Regions from separate parts of the Homo sapiens genome. Here region 2 is linked to region 1. The links are chromatin contacts, found by Hi-C or POLR2A ChIA-PET in ENCODE. All regions are on one chromosome and are shown on one strand. Each heading gives the region's core, a stretch centred on a gene start or an enhancer-like site at or near the end of the contact. The rest is flanking DNA. Distances are from core to core; before and after follow the strand shown. Region 1 has its middle 44 kb from the start of HOMER3. Region 2 overlaps CRTC1 (CREB regulated transcription coactivator 1).

Region 1 (3,331 bases), core at 360-2,859:
TGCGAATGCGTGCACACATGCACATACATACACAGAGACATGCACACGTATGCACACAGACATACACACATGCATAGGTCTACACGGTGCTTCTATTTCCCACGAAGTCCATACTCATGGCCCTGAGAACTTTAACACTCAGGAATTGCGGCTCTGTAATGACTGGCACTATCCGCTTCCTTCACAGCCCAGGAGGGGGACCTCACGAGCTGAGCTTTTCTTGGCTGAATTTTTCTCCAGCGAATCCTCAGGTTGGACTCATGGGAGCACCAACTCCCAGTTCTTGCAGCTTGTGGCCAGGTGTGAAAAGGGGAGCGTTAGCCTCGAGATTTCAGCTTCCACGCCTTCATGACTTGCTTTTGCCAGGAGGAAAGCAAACCTTAAGAATTTGAATCCTCAGTCCTAACATGTCCTCTCTGTGCTGTGTAACCTGGGGCGGGTGATCCACATCTCTGAGTGTCAGCTTCCTCATTTGCAAATGGGGAGAACAGTAGCATCTACAGAAGGGTTCTTAGGAGCAGCACCCGCATGCTGTGAACTCAGACATCGCTGATCTGTTTCCATTGTTCTGTGTCAGTGGACCCAGTCCTTGAGGCATCCCATTGGCTGACTCCTCCTCCTTAAAACAAAGGCCAGGCGTGGTGGCTCACGCCTGTAATCCCAGCACTTTGGGAGGCCGAGGCAGGCAGATCACCTGAGGTCAGGAGTTCGAGACCAGCCTGGCCAACATGGTGAAACCTCGTCTCTACTAAAAATGCAAAAATTAGCTGGGTGTGGTGGTGCATGCCTGTAATCCCAGCTATTCCGGAGGCCGAAGCAGGAGAATCGCGTGAATCCAGGAGGCGGGGGTTGCAGTGAGCCGAGATCGCACCACTGTACTCCAGCCTGGGCTACAAAAGCAAAACTCTATCTATAAATAAATAAATGAAGTTTCCTGAGTCCTTACCTAGACCCCATGACATGATGAAAGGGCCTTGACTCCAGTGTCCTGGTCACAACGAGTGACTTTGGAAAATTCACTTCACTCCCTGAGGCCCCAGCATGCTCATCTTAAAATAAAGATGTTCCAAGCTGGGCGTGGTGGCTCACACCTGCAATCCCAGCACTTTAGGAGGGAGAGGAAAGAGCACTGCTTGAGGCCAGGAATTCAAGGCCAGCCTGGGCAACGTAACAAGACCCCATCTCTATTAAAAAAAAAAGAAACCCTAGCCGGGCATGGTGGCACATGCCTGTAGTCCCACCTACTTGGGAGGCTGAGGAGGAAGGATCACTTGAGCCCGGGAGGTCAAGGCTGCAGTGAGCTGTGATTGTACCACTGCACTCCAGCCTGGGTGACAGAGTATGACCTTGTCTCAAAAAAAATAAATCCATTTGCAAAGTGTAGCATCATTTTTGTAAAAATCTTGTAAAATGTAGACAAGCCCCCCGTATATGGCAATGTTGGGCTGTGTTTCAGCACAAAGATGGGTCTACTCCAAACCGGCCACGTGGTAGGGAAGCGTGTGGGGTCCGGGCAGGGGTGCCACCCCCCACCAACACCCAGCCATGTGCCTCCTTACAACCAGTTTGAAAGGAAAATCCACTGAAGAATGTTTAGAGGAAGTAAAAACAGCAAAGCACTTGCTGGCAGCAATTGTCGGCCTTTGTTTCGGAGGCAGCTGTGGTCTTAGGAGAAAAAAGGATCAGATTTGAACCAAGACAGTTTCTTCCTGTGTCAAATGGGGAAATAAGCCTGGCTTCCTCCCAGGGCCATTGTTCAAAGGCTGCTGTGAAAAACCCTCTGACATCTCCTTGGCAGAGGCTCTGATCGGCTTTTTACATCTTGTCTGTTCACTCATTCATTCATTCATTCATTCACCACACATTTTTATTTGTTGGTTTTCGTTTTGAGACAGGGTCTTACTCTGTCGCCCAGGCTGGAGTGTAGTGGTGCCATCTCGGCTTACTGCAACCTCCACCTCCAAGATTCACGCAATCCTCCCACCTCAGCCTCCTGAGTAGCCGGGACTATGGGCACGCGCCACCATGCCCAGCTAATTTTTGTATTTTTTAGTAGAGAGGGGCTTTTGTCATGGTGCGGTGGCTCATGCTTGTAATCCCAGCACTTTGGGAGGCCAAGGCAGACGGATCGCTTGAGGTCAGGAGTTTGAGACCAGCCTGGGCAAGACGGCAAAATTCCGTTTGTACTAAAAATACAAAAATTAGCCAGGCATGGTGGTACACACACATAGTTCCAGCTACTCGGGAGGCTGAGGCGAGAAGATCACTTGAACCCGGAAAGTGGAGGTTGCAGCGAGCCGGGATGGCGTCACTGCACTCCAGCCTGAGTGACAGAGTAAGACTCTGTCTCAAAAACAAACAAAAAATTTATCATCATTATCATTATTATTTTTAAGACGGCATCTCACTCTGTAGCCCAGGCTGGAGTACAGTGGCATGATCATAGCTCTCTGCAGCCTTGACCTCCTGGGCTGAAATGATCCTCCAGCCTTAGCCTCCTGAGTAGCTGGGACTACAGGCATGTATCACCATGCCTGGCCTGATTTACACCTTTTAAAAGAGCAGTCTGGAAGGGCAGGGCAGGAATGAAAGCAATTCTGAACTGTTCCATCTATACCCCTCGGTTCCAGCCCCATTTAATGGCAGGCACCTGTGCAGGGTATCAGGGCTACCCTGGGCTGCTGGAGCACCCTTTGCCTGAATGCCCACTGGAACCAGAAGTGCCTGGAATTGACATTCCCCAGGGTAACCCTGACAGCTGACGAGGGTGGGGTGTGAATAACCTAGCCAAAAGACACAGAGACATAGACCCCGTGTGCTGGCCAGCTATTTGGTAAAACAACCATTCTCTGGCAGTTGTCTGAAATGTGGCCTTAGACAACGTTGTAGGCTCCGTCTCAGCCCCGAACCCCATGGAGGTCACTTGCAAGGAACCCAGAGCAAACCTGTCCTTTCTGGCTTGGACGTCCCACCTGCCTACTCTAGAGCCTTTGACAGTTTCCCTGTTTCAGTCCAGAGATGTTCACCCTCTCCTTTCTGGCTCTCCACGTTCTTGGCAGGTTGTTGCAAGAGGCAGAGATGTCTGGGAGCAACTAAGTCCCTCAGAACGCAGAAAACCTTCTTCTTCTTCTTCTTCTTTTTTTTTTTTTTTTTTTTTTTTTTTTTTTTTTGAGACAGAGTCTCACTCTGTTGCCCAGGCTGGTGGAGTACAGCAGCTCAATCTGGGCTCACTGCAACCCCCTGTAACCCCCACCTCCCAGTTTCAAGCAATTATTTTGCCTCAGCCTCCCAAGTAGCTAGGACTACAGGCAGGCACCACCATACCTGGCTA
Region 2 (3,331 bases), core at 299-2,798, 280 kb after region 1:
AATTAGCCGGGTGTGGTGGCGCATACCTGAAATCCCAGCTACTCGGGAGGCTGAGGGCAGGAGAATCGCTTGAACCCGGGAGGTGGAGGTTGCGGTGAGGCAAGATTGTGCCATTGCACTCCAGCCTGAGCAACAAGAGCGAAAATCCATCTCAAAAAAAAAAAAAAAAAGACTATCCCCTAAGAAGCCAGGTATGGGGCTCAAGCCAGCACTTTGGGAGGCCCAGGCAGGAGGAGGATCACTTGAGCCCAGGAGTTTGAGACCAGCGTAGGCAACACAGGGAGACTCCTGTCTCTACAAAAAATATATACTAAAAATTAGCCAGCTGTGGTGGTACACACCTATGGTCTCAGCTACTCAGGCGGCTGAGGCAGGAGGACTGCCTGAGCCCAGGAAATTGAGGCTACAGTGAGCCAAGATCACACCACTGCAGTCCAGCCTGGGCAACAGAGCCAGACCTTGTCTCAAAAAAAAAAAAAAATGCTGGGCACAGTGGCTCACGCCTGTAATGCCAGCACTTTGGGAGGCTGAGGCGGGCAAATCACCTGAGGTCGGGAGTTCAAGACCAGCCTGACCAACATGGAGAAACCCCATCTCTATTAACAATACAAAATTAGCCGGGTGTGGTGGTACACGCCTATAATCCCAGCTACTCGGGAGGCTGAGACAGGAGAATTGCTTGAACCCGGGAGGAGGAGGTTGCGGTGAGCCGAGATTGCACCACTGTATTCCAGCCTGGGCAACAAGAGTGAAACTCCGTCTCAAAAAAAAAAAAAAAAAACAAAACGGTGGGCGCGGTGGCTCATGCCTATAATCCCAGCACTTTGGGAGGCCAAGGTGGGCGGATCATTTGAGATCAGGAGTTGGAGACCTGCCCGACCAACATGGTGAAACCCCGTCTCTACTAAAAATACAAAAAAAATAAAAAACATTAGCTGGGCCTGGTGACACACGCCTGTAATCCCAGCTACTCAGGAGGCTGAGGTAGGAGAATCGCTTGAACCCAGGAGGTGGACGTTGCAGTGAGCTGAGATGGCGCCATTGCACTCCAGCCTGGGTGACAGAGTGAGATTCTGTCTCAAAAAACAAAAAACAAAAATCCTATCTCATAAGAAACAGTTAACAGCAATGAATACTCCCTCAGGTGAAACTAAACAGATGACCCATAAGCCACACAGTGGCAGCTGTCATATTCTGGGCCAAGGCACAGAGGTGAACAAGGTGCGATCCTGCTCTCACTGTTGCCCCAAGTAGCAGCTCAACAGCTGGCCTCGGCCAAGCAGGCATCTTTCAAGGTGTGCACCCACCACGGGCCGGGCACGGGGCCAGACACTTTGCGTGGATGCATCATCTAATCCATGTGACGACTCCTCAAGGGGGCTCTGTGAGCACCCCCTTTTTACAGCCAGGAAACTGAGGCACAGAAGGGAGGGACTGTTTGGCAGGAGCCAACAGAGGCGCATAGAGCAGCGTGATGAGCCCCGGGCTCTGGGGGCGGGCCCGCGAGCAGGCAGCCTCCACCCCATGGTGGACCTTCAGGCTCCTCCTTCTGCCCCGGCTGAGCCGGCAGTGAAGGGATTAGCGGGCTCCTTGCCGAACAGAGGCCGAGGCCGCCTGGGCGCAAAGATAGGCTGTTGGGACCATAAATCATCCCCAGGGTCTGTGCATTTATTCTGTGATGATATAATGAGCCACTCCTGTCCTAATTACAGCCACCAATCTCGCCTGCCTGGGAGGACCGAAGGGATCCCCGCAGCGATGGAAGCGGGATGCGCACAGATGCGAAAGGACTCAATGGTGTAACGCAGCAGGGAGCCTCTGCTTTCAGTCACTTGAGAAAGAGACGCTGAAGCAGACAGAGAGCCCCTCCGAGGTTCCGAGGTTCTGCAGACCCCTGCAGCCCAGAAAGGTGGACAGCTCGCGTGTCTTTGCGGACACGCTCGGCCTCCCCGTGTCCCCAGCCAGAGGGACGGCCAGCCCACAGAGCCAGTCCCAGGCGCCCTGCTAGGCTGTGCTGATACTTCCTCCCAGAGATTTCCGGGCGAATGACCAGCTGGCATGCACCCACCCACCCTCTGCACCCAGGTGAGTGGTGCCAGATGCAGAGGAAACGGGAAGTGCTGTGGTGTTTCTGTTTTCAATTTTAATCAAAGTTTTGAAACATAAATGATTTCTTTATTTTCATTTTTTTTATTTAAAAAAAAAAAAGTGTGGCAGAGAGCTTCTCTGCAGCAAGAGCCCCGGCAGGAAAGGGAAGAGAAGGGCGGCCTGCAGAAGTTCTCAGGGAGGCTTCGCCCCCTTGCCGAGAGCCCCCAAGCACCGTGGTGGTCTCTGGGCTGTTGAAATACCAGAGTGGGGTATGTGGATAAGGGACAGGGTGGCTAGGATATGGGCACAGGGTATTAGCACCCGCAGTGGGAGAAGGCCCACCCTTCCAAGCAGACTCAGCCCCTCTGGGCCTCACCGCACCCTTCAACCCCACCCCACGGAGTGAAACTCCTGGGACCAGCGGAGGCGTCAGGACCCAAGTACAGAGAAGGGGGAATTTTATGTAGTAAATGAGGACCCAAAGCCTCTCAGCCGCTATAGTGGTGACGTTCCCCAGTGTGGGGCTCCCTGAGATGGAAGACGCAGCCACTTAACATAACCCTCCCGTCGCCAACCCTCCTGGGGAATCAGGCTCAGGATCCATGGGTGTGAGAGCTGCCGAGATGAGGCTCAGTCTGTCACAAGCCCGCCTTTGCCAAGCCCCAGGTCATCACAGAGCCCCAGCACCCACTATCTCCGGGGGACACCTGCCCTGGCCCCTCCTAGGCCTCCTGCTGCTCCCTACTCGTTCCTCCCAGGCCTGTCCCCACATGGCAGCCAATGGGATCCTTGCAAAGCATAAATCCCACATCACTGCCCTGCTCAAAACCCTCCCCATCCCAGGACCAGATCTCAACCCCTCACCCTGGCCCACGAGGCATCACCCCCAGAGCCAGGCGAGGCCAGGCTCTTCGCTTTGGCTCAGAGCCGCAACCTCAGGGGCAGGGCCAGCTGGCACAGGTGTGGCTTCCTGTCACTCCCTAGGGCAGGGTCTCCAGCTGACCTGCTCTCCAAGGTGTCTCCGGGGCCAGCTCACAGGAGATGCTCAGGAAATACCAACTGACTCGAGGAATGGACTTTCCTATCCAAACCCTCACTGCTGCAGGGAGAACTCACCGGGCCACCCCAGTGCTTCTTGTTCAGGCACTCAGAGGGCTGGGTGGGCACCATCATGCAGCCCCAGGGCCATCCTACCCCGAGGATTTGACCCTGGAACACACTGTGTTCCGTACAAGTATACAGG

What was found. A loop is a pair of places that touch in the nucleus more often than their neighbours do. ChIA-PET counts read pairs that join two places held with the same protein, here RNA polymerase II (POLR2A). Pooled maps may share reads with other maps.
Region 2: a loop to region 1 is called in a pooled map, with 2.8 times the contacts of the local background. The contact joins two enhancer-like sites. A Hi-C loop is called at or near these places in 2 of 50 pooled maps. POLR2A ChIA-PET finds 5 or more read pairs at or near these places in 2 of 52 experiments (AG04450 and activated CD8-positive, alpha-beta memory T cell).

What each region holds. Positions count from the first base shown.
Region 1 is chr19:18,983,794-18,987,124 of GRCh38, reverse strand. No RefSeq gene overlaps it. Among named protein-coding and RNA genes, the nearest start is that of HOMER3, 44 kb to the right of the region's middle. Within about 2 kb of position 1,609, at least 6 of the 41 ENCODE cell types and tissues checked have a DNase peak (open chromatin) inside an H3K27ac peak, as active enhancers do.
Region 2 is chr19:18,699,373-18,702,703 of GRCh38, reverse strand. The region is part of intron 1 of CRTC1 (CREB regulated transcription coactivator 1); the gene reads right to left. Among named protein-coding and RNA genes, the nearest start is that of CRTC1, 17 kb to the right of the region's middle. RefSeq lists enhancers at 1,398-1,447, 1,791-2,637. Within about 2 kb of position 1,548, at least 31 of the 41 ENCODE cell types and tissues checked have a DNase peak (open chromatin) inside an H3K27ac peak, as active enhancers do.